Linked DNA regions of Homo sapiens: region 1 is linked to region 2. The links are chromatin contacts, found by Hi-C in ENCODE. All regions are on one chromosome and are shown on one strand. Each heading gives the region's core, a stretch centred on a gene start or an enhancer-like site at or near the end of the contact. The rest is flanking DNA. Distances are from core to core; before and after follow the strand shown.

The links. A loop is a pair of places that touch in the nucleus more often than their neighbours do. Pooled maps may share reads with other maps.
Region 1: a loop to region 2 is called in a map of CD8-positive, alpha-beta T cell, with 7 times the contacts of the local background. The contact joins the promoter of SLC66A3 here to the promoter of KIDINS220 in region 2. A Hi-C loop is called at or near these places in 2 of 168 maps with a recorded cell type or tissue (CD4-positive, alpha-beta memory T cell and CD8-positive, alpha-beta T cell) and 6 of 50 pooled maps.

The regions. Positions count from the first base shown.
Region 1 is chr2:11,149,927-11,156,767 of GRCh38, forward strand. SLC66A3 (solute carrier family 66 member 3) reads left to right here and starts at 5,541. Exons shown (of 7, transcript NM_152391.5): 1 at 5,541-5,763. The coding sequence starts at 5,621. CIMIP5 (ciliary microtubule inner protein 5) reads left to right here. Exons shown (of 3, transcript NM_001371321.1): 3 at 1-1,391. RefSeq lists an enhancer at 2,372-2,872 and silencers at 5,128-5,607, 5,718-5,957.
Region 2 is chr2:8,835,672-8,842,456 of GRCh38, forward strand. It overlaps KIDINS220 (kinase D interacting substrate 220), which reads right to left and starts at 1,942. Exons shown (of 30, transcript NM_020738.4): 1 at 1,809-1,942. RefSeq lists silencers at 1,999-2,058, 2,069-2,118.

The sequences.
Region 1 (6,841 bases), core at 4,291-6,790, 2.3 Mb after region 2:
AGAAGAAAGTCCTTGTTCTTTTTGTTTGTTTGTTTTTGAGACGGCGTCTCACCCCATTGCCCAGGTTGGAGTACAATGGCACAATCTTGGCTCACTGCAAACCTCCACCTCCCGGGTTCAAGCGATTCTCCTGCCTCAGCCTCCCGAGTAGCTGGGATTACGGGTGCGTGCCACCATGCCCAGCTAATTTTTTGTATCTTTAGTAGAGACGGGGTTTCACCATTCTGGCCGGGCTGGTCTCGAACCTCGTGATCCACTCGCCTCAACCTCCCAAAGTGCTGGGATTACAGGCGTGAGCCACTGTGCCCAGCCGAAAGCCCTTGTTCTTAGGAGGTGTTTGCTGAAAAGTCCCATGATGTATATAACAAACTTGCAAGTGGCTTAACGAAAAATTTGTGTTTAGGATTTTTTTTCTTTTTTTTTTGAGATGGAGTCTCGCTCTATCACCCAGGCTGGAGTGCAGTGGTGCCATCTTGGCTCACTGCAGCCTCCGCTTCCCAGGTTCAAGCAATTCTCCTGCCTCAGCCTCCCGAGTAGCTGGGATGACATGCACCTGCCACCATGCCCGGCTAATTTTTGTATTTTTGTAGAGACAGGGTTTCACCACATTGGCCAGGCTGGTCTTGAACTCTTGACCTCAGGTGATCTGCCAGCCTCAGCCTCCCAAAGTGCTGGGATTACAGGTGTGAGCCACCGTGCCCGGTGGTTTAGGAATTTTTTTTTTTAATGAAGGTGGGGGAATGGCCACTGTGAAAGAAAAATAAATCTCAACTCCAAAATCACTAAGCTAAGGGAAAAGTCAAGCTGGGAACCTGCCTCCCATTTTAATTCCTGAATAAGATGGCTATAAAGATAAAACAGCTACATGCCTCCCTCACAATTTGCCCACAAGGAAATTCCTTGTGGGCCTCAAGATCTTTACCCTACTCAGGATCATGCCAAGAATTAAAAAAAAAAACAAAAAACAAAACTTTACCCTGAAACATTTCTGTTGAATTCATCCTGGCAATGTAAACTGATAGCTGATCTTAACAGGTGCAGGACAGAAAATCATTCCTCTGCTCACCTGAGAGAAATGCTTATCTGATTGCTTCCTCAGACCTACTGTGTATGTAAAAATGAAGATTCACTGAGCCAGACTAGATTGTGAATTCACTGAAAGGCTGATCAAGGACTCAAAAGAATGCAAGCTTTTGTCTCTTATCTACCTATGACCTGGAAGCCCCCCTCTTCGAGTTGTCCTGTGTTACTGGATGGAACCAAAGTATATCTTACATATATTAATTGATGTCTCAGGTCTCCCTAAAATGCACAAAAGCAAGCTGTACCCCAGCCACCTTGGGGACGTGTCGTCAGGACCTGTTGGCAAAATAAACTTTTAAATTGCTTGAGACCTGTCTCAGATATTTTGGGTTTACTGCCACCACCAATGGCTCTCGAGTTCAGATCTCCTCTGTTGAAGAGAGTCAGGGGGTGAGGGTGGGGGAGGCATGGAATCAGTTTCTGCTCAATTCCATGTTCCCACGTGAAGGTGTAACCACCTAAAGGGCTCACCTTGCCCGCTGCCTAGACAGACCCCATTTATCAAGACAGGGGAAAGAGCAATTCACACAGAGCCAGCTGTGCGGGAGATTGGAGCTTAATTATTACTCAAATCAGTCTCCCTGAGCAGAGCATTCGGGGATGGAAGTGTTTTTGTTTTTGGTTTGGTTTGGTTTGGTTTTAGACGGAGTCTCGCTCTGTCACCCACTCTGTCTGGAGTGCAGTGGCACGATCTCGGCCCAGTGCAACCTGTGCCTCCTGGATTCAAGTGATTCTCCTGCCTCAGCCACCAGAGTAGCTGGGATTATAGGCACAAATCACCATGCCTGGCTAATTTTTGTTTTTAGTAGAGACGGGGTTTGGCCATGTTGGCCAGGCTGGTCTCTTACTCCTGACCTCAGGTGATCTGCACGCCTCAGCCTCCCAAAGTGCTGGGATTACAGGCGTGAGCCACCGCGCTCCGACTGGGGATGGAAGTTTTTAAAGATAATTTGGCCAGTAGGGGCTTGGGAAGTGGAAAGTGCTGATTGGTGAGGATGGAGATGGAATCACACGGGGGTCGAAGTGAAGTTTTCTCGCTGTCTTCTGTTCCCGAGCGGGGATTGCAGAACTGGTTGAGCCAAATAATTGGTCTGGGTGGTGTCAGCTGATCCATCCAGTGCAGGGGCTGCAAAATACCTCAAGCACTGATCTTAGGTTTTACAATAGTGATGTGATCCCCAGGAACAATTTGGGAAGGTTCAGACTCTTGCAGCCAGAGGCTGCCTGACCCTAAACTGTCATTTCTAATCTTGTAGCTAATTTGTTAGTCCTACAAAGGCAGACAGGTCCCAAGGCACAAAGGTGGTCTTTTCGGGAAAGGATTATTACTAATTTTGTTTCAGAGTCAAACCATAAACTAAATTCCTTCCCAAGGTTGGTTCAGCCTATGCCCAGGAAGGAACCAGGACAGCTTAAAGTTTAGAAGCAAGATGGGGTCAGTTAGGTCTGATTTCTTTCATTGTCATAATTTCCTGTTATAATTTTTGCAAAGGTGGTTTCAATGAGACTCCTTGGCCAGCTTCAGTCAGGGAGCTGATTCACTCTGTGCAGCTGTGGCCCAGGAGTGGGGTTAGGGTCCTGTAACAGATTGTGACCAGGGTTGCCATGTAGCTGGGGAGGAGGCAGAGGTCTCTAACATGGGGGCACTATCTTGTCCTGCAGAGATATCCCAGTGAGTGTGCACTGTAGAGACCCCCGTCCAGACACTCCCCAACCTCCTGAAGGGACAGAGGAGCCTCGCAGATCAGCTGTTTTGAGGCCATCCTCCAAGCAGAAGAGCTGGCATGCTCTTGAGATGTCCCGCTGGGCATGGGGGCTGAGACCCAAACGCCTTCCTGCATGGCCCAAACCTGGCTCCAACCTAGGACCGCCCCCATCCCCACAGCTTCAGGAGCAAAGCCAGTGCCCACAAATCCCAAAAAGGTTTTGCTAGTTTGCACCTGGTGGGGAATGACCATATACGTTGAGCACCTATTCTGTGCCTCTCAATAACCTTCTGAGCGGGATGGTTCTCCCCTTTTAAAAATGACGCTGAGGAACAGGGAAGTTAAGGTCTGTCCAAGATCATGCAGCCTGTAGGGGCCAATGCTAGGAGGACAGCTGAGGTCTGCCTAACCCCGAAGGGCCACACACCCACATCACTGCATCCTGGTCTTCACGCAAAGTAGCCAGGGAGGGGTCTAGGAGCCAGGAAGAAACCTCTTCCACAGCCCTGCCTCACCCAGCTGACCCCCAGAGCAGGCGGCTGCAGTGTCCTGGGCCAGGAGCAGCATTTGTTCCACAATGGAGGAGGCCACTCCCTGCGTGGTCCTGGGGGCACTCATACCTCTCAAAGGCCCCTCATGCTGCCTGCATCCCCAAGTGCTAGCGCAGGCTGACCCCAGGTGGGAGCAGTTCCCTCCTAAGGCTAGTCCTGGGGGCCCAGATCCTGGCCAACCCCTGGAATAAAGGCTGGGGCAGAAGGGGAAGAGGAGGGAGGGGGATTCCACTGCCATGTGGCAGGAACCAGGCACTTCCAACCAGGACCACCTCCTTGCATCAAGGGACCTATCACATGGCATGATGAAAGTAAAACACCTGGCACGCAGGAGGCACTCAACAGGTTCTAGATGTTCCTATAGTCATTGCTGCTGATGCTTGTTAAAAAGCTCTTTACGCTGGGCGCGGTGGCTCATGCCTGTAATCCCAGCACTTTGGGAGGCCAAGGCAGGTGGATCACCTGAGGTCAGGAGTTCGAAACCCCGTCTGTACTAAAAATACAAAAATTAGCCGGGAGTGGTGGCACATGCCTGTAATTCCAGCTACTTGGGAGGCAGAGGCAGGAGAATCACTTGAACCCCGGAGGTGGAGGTCGCAGTGAGCAGAGATCGTGCCACTGCACTCCAGCCTGGGCGACAAGAGTGAAACTCCGTCTCAAAAAAAAAAAAAAGCTCTTCTCTATTTTCTTCTTCAAAAAATTTATATACATATTATTTATTTATTTTTGAGACAGGGTCTGGCTCTGTCTCCCAGGCTAGAGTGAAGTGGCGCGATCTCGACTCACTGCAACCTCCGCCTCCTGGGTTCAAGCCATCCTCCTGTCTCAGCCTCCCGAGTAGCTGGGACCACAGGCACGCGCCACCACGCTCGGCTAATTTTTGTATTTTTAGTAGAGGCGGGGGTTTCCCTATGTTGCTCAGGCTGGTCTTGAACTCCTGGCCTCAAGCAATCTTCCCGCTTCGCGGGGTCAATAACGATCAGTATCGATCTAGCCAGGGCAGGTCCAAGCCGTTTCCTTTAAGGGTTCCCTTCTGAACATCCTTTTCTCATTTAGACTTGGGAGGCAGGACTCAGCACCTGTTTTTTTTTTTCCATAGGCGGAGGTGATGGGCCGGTGAGGCTGGAGAGAAAGAGCCTCGGCCAGAATTCCGAACTCCGAAGCTGACCCAGCTCCCGTCCCTCACACTTCCCGGCTGAGATTTATGGCACAAAACCAGGGATCGTGGATTCTGGCATTGCATTTTGGTGCTTTTTTGCCTGCTTCATAACCAGGCCCTAATACACAGGCGATTTTCAGAGGTTGGAAAATGCGTCCTTCCCTTTCCCTCAGTTTGTGGCTTAGACGGCCACGTCCAAGTTACTTTATCAGGAGAAATCCTTAAGAAACAGTTTCACTGTGAAGTGCTCAAGTTCAAGGCTTCCGGTGGCCCCTCAGGGCCCACGCCGCTAGGAGGGAAGCCTTCAGTCCCAGGCTGGAGACAGGCCGCGTGCTCTGAAAGGGCACAAATGAGGCGACCCTGGGGCTCTGGTCCCAGAAAGTCTCTCCAGCCTGGTTCCCCACCTGTAAGTCGGGAGGGTGCACTCAGCCCTTAAGCAGGAGGCTTTAACTCCTGAAATGCTTAGTGAGAGAAACTAAAACACTTGCAGGGAGGGAAAAATCCCGGCAGAATGGCCCATCCCCCGGGGCCATTTGCCTCTCGGTCCACCCAACCCGTGGAAAAGCCGGACTTCCAGGGCGGCTCCCGGCGGCGGCTAAACTATCGGGTGGCAAGAACGCGGAAATGCGAAGCAGCTGCTGGTGGAGCCCGCAGGCCAGGGTGGGACTGTCGCCCGGGGCGGGGCTAGGAGGGGAGGGGCGGGGCGAGGAGGGGCGGGGCGAGGCGAGGTTGGCCACGGGATTGGGCTAGGTGAGGCCGACCGGGAGGGGGCGAATCTGGGGGCGGGGCGAGATGAGGGTAGTCCGAGGACTGAGCGAGCCCGGGCGGGCCCGTAGGCGAGGCGAGATGAGGCTGGCCAGGGGGCGGGGCGGGCCCGGGCGGGAGGGGCGGGGCGGGGCGGGCCCGGGCGGGAGGGGCGGGGCGGGCCCGGGGGCGGGGTGCGTCCAGGGGAGGGGCGGAGCGAGGCGGGTCCGGGGCCTGGCGGCGCGCGGAGGGGCGGGCCCTGGCCGGGTGGTCCCGGGCGGATCCCGGGAAGGCGGAAGGCTTCGGCAGAGCTGCGCCGCCGAGGCTGAGCGGTCCCTTCTCGCTGCGGCCGCCCAGGTGCCCGCGCCCGTGGCGCTATGGAGGCGGCGCTGCTGGGGCTGTGTAACTGGAGCACGCTGGGCGTGTGCGCCGCGCTGAAGCTGCCGCAGATCTCCGCTGTGCTAGCGGCGCGCAGCGCGCGGGGCCTCAGCCTTCCGAGTTTACTTCTGGAGCTGGCAGGGTAAGGCCCGGGGCGGCCGGGGCTGCCTCCTGCCCCCTCGCAGCTGCTGCCGGCTGGGAGCCCAGGAGAGCCTCGGCTCGAAGTAGGGCGGGGATGATCCCCGCGCGCCGGCGTCGCAGCTGGGCGGCCGAGGGTGAACTAGGGAGCCTAGGGGCTCGGGGTGCTCTTCCCACGGCCACCCGCCACCCGCGTACATTGTTTCTCACCAAGCCCCGCGTGGCACGAATTGATTGCGCACGCCCATTTTACAGATGAGAAAACAGACCCAGCGGAGGCAGCCCTTGGTGCGCTAGTGACAAAACCTGCTGGCCCTGAGCAAGGCCATTTGCACCTCGAGGCTGTCATATTCATTGTCCCTAAACTCACCACGCACCGTCAACCTCGTTCTCGGGCCTCGGTTTCCTCACCTGTGAAATAAGGGGTTGAACTAAGAATGTATGAATCTCTTCTCTTCTCCCGGTGATTGGTGGGGAATCTTTCCTGGTTATTTAATGAGATTCCTTGGGAGAGGGTCTTAAGACAATTGCATTTCTTGTAGAAAGAAGTTTCCTTAGTCATCTGTAAGGAAGTTGGAGAGTCTCTGCAGTTGGGAAGGGGTGACGGAAAGGTCGTTAAATCCTTGATTCTGAGGCAGCTTCTAAGGCTTTCCTATTCAAAGTATTCATCATGCCAGAGCGCCAAACTTTTGGGGTATCATTTTTGAGCCCCAACAATAGGAAAACACATACCTCAACCTAGTGGTCTCGCCCCTTCCCCCTGGCCAGGCCAGGCCTTCCCCTTTGCCCCCCGCCATCACCCAGTGGGGTCTGAAGCCTGGTCCTCCACACAAGCCTTCCTGGTGGGCGGGGTGGGGGGTGCGGCATACAGGATGGGAAGAAGCCAAGGGGTGCGGGGGAGAAAGAGGAGACCTCAGGTGTGGGAGGGTGAGGGGTCCCACTCAGGCTTTGGACCCCGCGCCGGCCCTATGGAGCCCGGCCCTGGGCACAGTCATCCAATAGGGGGCTTTGAGGGGAAATTTTTGGGAAAGGCTTGCAGTGGGAGGGACTGTGACCTCTTCCAGGCTTGTGAGTGACTCTAC
Region 2 (6,785 bases), core at 692-3,191:
AAAAAAAAAAAGTTGCCCCAGGGAGATGTAGAAAATGGAGGTACCTGGGATCCTGACTTCTTTCTGACTCTCATTCAATCCTATTATCTCCTTTTCCTTGAAGTAAAAGGTTTAAGTTTCTACTGTCTTCTAAACAGCCCTGACAAATACAGTAGCACATAAAATGGAGAAACTGACCGTTCTTGAGCAAAAGCAGGAAGAAGGGGATGGCACATTCATACATGATCCTATAAAAATTAATCTGGCAGTGTATGTGACCCAGACTGGAAAAATACAAAGAATCAGGGCCCTAGATACCAGTCAAGGAATCACCAGACAGTACACAAGAGAGGCAGTGGGAATAGAGAAGAAATGAGGGATATTAACTTGAAAAATATAAAATCCCTGACATTTGAACTTTCTGAACTACCAAAATATCCAGAAGAGATATTCTGGATATAAAGATAAAACTATGTGACTGGTTGGAAAAGAAAACAGGTGGAAGATGACCAGATGCCCAGCATAGGTGACTGAAGAATGGAGCTGCCCTTAACCAAAAAAAAAAAAGCAGGAGAAAGAGCAGACTTTTCTCTACTTAAGTTATGCCTCCTCCCTTCCACCACCCCAGCTGGGCGAATGGGGCTTTGGCCAGGCTGAATTTGAAGTGTCCCAAAAGAACTAGGTTGGAGAAACCCACCCAATACTTGGAAAAAGATACCGTTCACACTGTGTGTGAATGATCTGGAAATTATTCACACAAAGGGTGTAGAACAAGGATTCTCAAACTTGTGTGCACCAAAATTATTTGGGAAGCTTGTCAAATACACATATCCCTTGAGCTCCTCCCCGGGAGAATCCCATTCCCTAGATCTGGGGTGGTGCCCAGAAACTGACATTTTAACAAGCACCCCAAAATGATTCTGATGAAAGTAGTCCATGCTAGTAAAGCTAGAAGAGAACAAAGAACACACCTGGCCACGGCATTTCCCAACCTGGGCTCTGCACTCAATACCCCACGGTGGTTTAAAAAGGTGTAGATGTCTGGTCCTCAGTGTTGTCAAAATGTGGACAGGAACGAACCTGAAGGGGTGATTCCCGAGCCACACCTCAGGCCGAAGGAATGGGAATCTCTAAAACGCTAAGAAATCTACATTTTTAACAAGCGCCCATAGGGAGCAGAGATGGCTGCATAGTTATTCATAAAAAAATTTTTCATCGGTTTAAACCTGTCAACTTGAAAGAATAAAAATTCCAACATTACAAAGTGATGAAGAAATTATTTCCCTATAAATAAATCTTGGAGGCGTGGAAATCAATGGCTTGCACTATTTTGCCAGGCGTTTAAAAGCCTGCACAGGACAATGGAGCAATGGAGCCCACGATAAAAGCAAGGGAGAAAACAACACCTCCCGGCCCGTGGAAGCCTAGGAGGAGGAACCTAGAAAGACTAGCGGTACCAGCTAAGGGGGCTCTCAAGGTGGTGGATGTGCCAGAGGCTGCTTGGCAAAAGAAAAAAAACGGTTTTACCAACACCCTTCACCCCAACCCACCCGAGGGGCCCCTCAGGAGACAGACCACCAGAGACTCCAAGGTCGGAGACCTTCCCGGCGCTCCAGGAAACGCGGACTCGCCCCGAAAGCCGGGGCCCGAGCGTCCGGGGCCCGCGCCATGCCCTCCCCGGGACCCCCGGTCCGAGCTCGCCCCTTCCGCGCACTCCTCGGCTGTCCCACCTCCCCGCCCGACTCCCCGAGCCCGGCCTCGCCCCCGACTCCTCCCCAATCCCGCGGCAAAGCTTCGCGGACCGGCCTCCACACTGACGGTCTCCCAACCTGGTCCTCAGCTCCGGCGGAACGGGCCCGCTCGGCTGCAGGCGATGTCAGAGGACGGGGAAGCAAGAGACGGCGACTGCAAGCGCGTCGCCCTCACCACACCCGGCGGCCATATTCTTCCCTCTCCGCGAACTGACAGATCACGTGCCCTGGGTAGGGGAGGGACTCCGGGTTGCCACGCCCCCTGGGCGTGGAGGGGAGGGGCGGGGCGGGGCGTAGAGCAGGCGGGGCTGGAGGGGCCGCGGGGCGGGGACACCCAGGACAAGCGCCCCAGGCAAGGTTTTTCAGTGTCAATGTCACTCTTATTACAGTTAATTTATTATCCCTATTTTCCATTATAATCAAGCTTATTCAGAGAAATAAACATCAATTATATCTTCAGAAGAAACTGCACATACATAAGAAATGAAAGCCCGCTCAGCAGCCTTCTTCCGGATCCAGGAGCGAGACCTCTGCCTTTCGCGGGGCCTGTAGTTCACACTCCTTCCAGGTCTCCCAGCACCTCCCCTCACCTCCTTCAGCCTCCACATTCCTAGGCCTTGCTGCCAACAAGCGTCAATCTTGATTTTTGAAAAGGTCCAAGGATGATTACGACGTGCGTAGGTTGCGAACCATCGAAAAGCACCCACCAATGTGTCAACCTGGCAACTCAGGAAAAAGCCAATAAGGAGCCTGACTTCATCAGAAGTTGGTGCGGGGTGGGGACAATGGCTCACTCCTGTAATCCCAGCATTTTGGGAGGCCAAGACGGAGGATCACTTGAGCTCAGGAGTTTGAAACCAGCCTGGGCAACATGGAGAGACCTCTTCTCTACAAAAAAAAAAAAAAAAAAAAAAAATACAAAAATACAAAACTTAGCCAGGCGTGGTGTTGCACACCTGTAGTCCCAGCCACTTAGGAGACAGAGGTGAGAGGATCACTTGAGCCCAGGAGTTCGAGGCTGCAGTGAGCTGAGATCACACCACTGCACTTCAGCCAGGGCAACAGGGCAAGATCCTATCTCCAAACAAACAAACAAACAAACAAAAACGGAAGTTGGTGTGCCCCTCATGAAACAAGGAGCGAACACCCCAACGTGTACAGTGGAGTCCTAAATGGTGTGATTTCTTCGATAATGACTTGCTAAGGCCAGCCACTGTTGTAAACAGGGCAGGGTGGGTCAGGCGTTGGGGGTTAGAAGTATGGTAGGTGTATTAGCCCGTTTTCACACTGCTATAAAGAACCACCTGAGACAGGGTAATTTATAAAGAAAAGAGGTTTAATTGACTCACAGTTCTGCATGGCTGGAGAAGCCTCAGGAAACTTAAAATCATGGCGGAAAGGGAAGCAAACACGTCCTTCGTCACATGGCTGCAGGAAGAGAGGTGCCCAGCAAAAGGGTCAAAAGCCCCTTTTACATCCAACAGATCTCGTGAGAATTCACTCACTATCACGAGAACAGCACGGGGGAAACCGCTGACGTGATCCAATCACCCCCGACCAAGTCCCTCCCTTGACACGTGGGGATTATGGGGAATACAATTCGAGATGAGATTTGGGTGGGGTCACAGAGCCAAACCATATCAGTAGGATATAAGGATGAAGCCAACCTTAGAGTAGGGGAGAAGACAAGGAAACAGGTTAAATGTGCGTTATTTAGCACAGCCTTTCTGAGTCCTGACCATGTCCTAGGCACAGTGCAGTAAGGAGGTAAGCACAGAGGATGGAGTTACCAACTCTGCTTGGGGTCCACTAGGAAGGTTCACAAAAGAAGGGACCCCCCCCCCCCGCACCTCCAGCTGTATCTGAAGTATAGTTTGTCCATCACATCAGTTGGATGGGGCTAGGAAGAATGTCCAGGTCGGGGAACAACACTTTGGAAAAGAATAGAGATGAGAAGGAGGGTGGCCCAAAGTTCCAGGAACTGTCAATATTTGCCAGCCTTGGGGCTGGGGTGGCAGCATGGGAGGGGGCAGTAGATGGAGCAGGGGTCAGCCTCTGAAGGGCCTTGAGTGTTAAGTACCATTTGGGAATTTGTTCTAGGGAAATAGAAGGCCACTGAAGGGATTAGAAGAGTATCAAATTTGTCCTATGGAAATAGAAGGCTGCCTCCCCCAGCATCCACTACCCTTCCCACCACCCCCCAACCCCATCTTTCCTCAGCCTCCAGCTGTTTCCCTCAATCCCCTCCATCCTCCTCTTATCCTCTCACTGCTTCCTCCACCCTCTGCCCCCACATCCTCCCCCAACTCTCCCCACACCCCTCTTCCTCCCATCCCCCCCTCTGTCCTCCCGTCTTCCTCCAGCCACCCAAGCCTCTCCAATCCTCCCACCACTTCCCCTAGTCCTCCTTCTGTCCTCCCTCATCCTCTTCCCTCCCTCTCTTGGTAGCACAGTTTAGCACTCCCTCCTGGAAATATTTCTTTTTTTTTTTTTTGGAGACAGAGTCTCGTTCTGTTGCCCAGGCTGGAGTGCAGTGGTGCGATCTCAACTCACTGCAAGCTCTACCTCCCGGATTCACGCCATTCTCCTGCCTCAGCCTCCCGAGTAGCTGGGACTACAGGCGCCCGCCACCGCGGTCGGTTAATTTTTTGTATATTTAGTAGAGACGGGGTTTCATCGTGTTAGCCAGGATGGTCTCGATCTCCTGACCTCATGATCCGCCCGCCTCAGCCTCCCAAAGTGCTGGGATTACAGGCGTGAGCCACCGCGCCCGGCCCCCTCCTGGAAATATTTCTTCTCCTGGGCTTCTATCCCATTCTTCTGGCAGCTCCTTCTCAGATTCCACCTCCCATGAATTGTTGGGGTTGCAGAGTTCTGTCCCCACTGGACTCACCCATACCCCTCCCACCCACCCTTGCTCCTGCGTCACTAGTTTCAGAGACCTGGCTCCAACCCTAACCACCAAAACCGGAAGTTGGAAGTCATCTTCCCCCTGATTAAATGGTCAGTTAATCAGCCCATCACCTGACTGTAGCCACTTTCATCCCAGTGATCTGTTTAAAGGCCTCAGAGCTCCCAACCGGGACTATCCGAATACCCCCAGCAACTCTCCCTGCTAACCCAGTAGCCCTGCTAACCATTTCTCCACAAGCTTGCCAGCTAATGCCACTTCTTTCATTAAACTCTTCAGTGGCCTTCTGTTTCCCCAGAACAAATTCCCAAATGGTACTTAACACTCGAGGCTCTTCAGAGGCTGGCCCTGCTCTGTTTCCTGCCCCCTCCCACGCTGCTACTCCCACCCCAAGGCTGGTAAATATTGACAGTTCCTGGAACTTTGAGCCGTGCTCCTTCTCATCTCCATTCTTTTCCAAAGTGATGTTCTCCAACCTGGACATTCTTCCTAGCCTCATCCAACCGAATGTGATGGGCAAATTCTATTTAAGATACAGCAGAGGGGGTCACCTCTTTTGTGAACCTTCCTAGTGGACCCCCACAGAGTTGGCCATTTCATTCTCCGTGCTTATCTTCGTACTGCACAGTGCCTGGGACAGTGTCAGGACTCAGAAAGGCTGTGTTAAAGAAGGCACATTTAATCTCTGTCCTTGTTCTCTCCCCGACTCTAAGGTCGACTTCATCCTTATATCCCACCATACCTCCGACACCCCCTCCTCCACCCCGCCCTGTTTACAAGAGTGGCTGCCCTTAGCAAAGCCATTACCAAAGAAATCACACCATTTAGGTCTTCATTGTATGTGTGGGGGTATTCTCTCCTTGTTTCATGAGGGTATGAACCCAAAATATCTGAGACAGTCTCAGTCAATTAAGAAAGTTTATTTTGCCAATGCTAAGGAGCACCCGTGACATACTCTCAGGCAGTCCTAAGGACATGTGCCCAGGGGGATCAGGGTACAGCTTGCTTTTAAACATGTTAGGGATGCATAACACATCAATCCATACATGTAAGATTTACATTGGTTCCATCTGGAAGGGCGGGACAGCTGGAAGGGAGGGGGTGCTTCCAGGTCATAGGTAGATTTAAAATTTCTCTGATTGGCAATTGGTTGAAAGAGTTATTATCAGTAGAAAGGGGTTTACTTTCTACTTTTTAAGACTTTACTTTTTAAGTCCAAGGTTTTATTAAGCAGGTGAAGCCGCCAAGTATCAGGCTTCAGAGAGAATAGACTGTCAATGTTTCTTATCAGACTTTATGTCTACATTGATGTTAATGCTGGAGGGATATAAAGAGGCCTGACTCCCTCTTCCATCATGGCCTGAACTAGATGTTAAGGTTAACTCTGGAATGCCCTTGGCAGAGAAGAGGGGTCCATGCAGACGGTTGGGAGGCCTTAGGATTTTATTTTTGGCTTACAAGCGTCACGTCAACTTCTGATGAAGCCGTCCATGCTCCTCGCTGACAACTTCTGATGAAGCCGTCCATGCTCCTTGCTGGCTTTCACCTGAGTTGCCGGGTTGACACATGGGTGGTGCTTTTCAATGGTTCCCGACCTATGCACACCGCAATCATCTTTTTAAAATCACCTTTTTAAAAATCAAGATTGACATTTATTGGCAGCAAGGCCTAGGAATGTGAATTTTAAAAGATCTCTCCAGCTGATTCTAATGAAACACCCTGTCAGACTTGGTTTCAGTTCCATTGTGTCCCAATCAGTGATTTCAAATACCAACATCCTTTTTTAAGGTCAAGCAATGTTTGGAGGACCCACAGAGGACAGCAGGTGTCCTTCTAGTCATCACCGATTGTGAAAGCAACACGGGAGTTGCAGTTTGTGTTCTCGCAGGGATCTGTAGCCCCAGAATGGGAAGCTGTGCTCCAAACATAAGGAACTATGCGAATAATCAGCAAGGCATTTGACAGCTTTTCTTGGTGGGTTTGTGGACACAGGAAGTGTGGGTTCTCTATCAGAGGTTGGTCACTGAAAGGGGTCACTGAAAGGGCTCACTGCAGTGTGCTGGTTAGTGAAATGATGACCCAGGAAGATGGGGCTCCTGAAGCCTTCGCCTCCCCCATCAAGCTCCATTTTGAGAAGGGCCGCC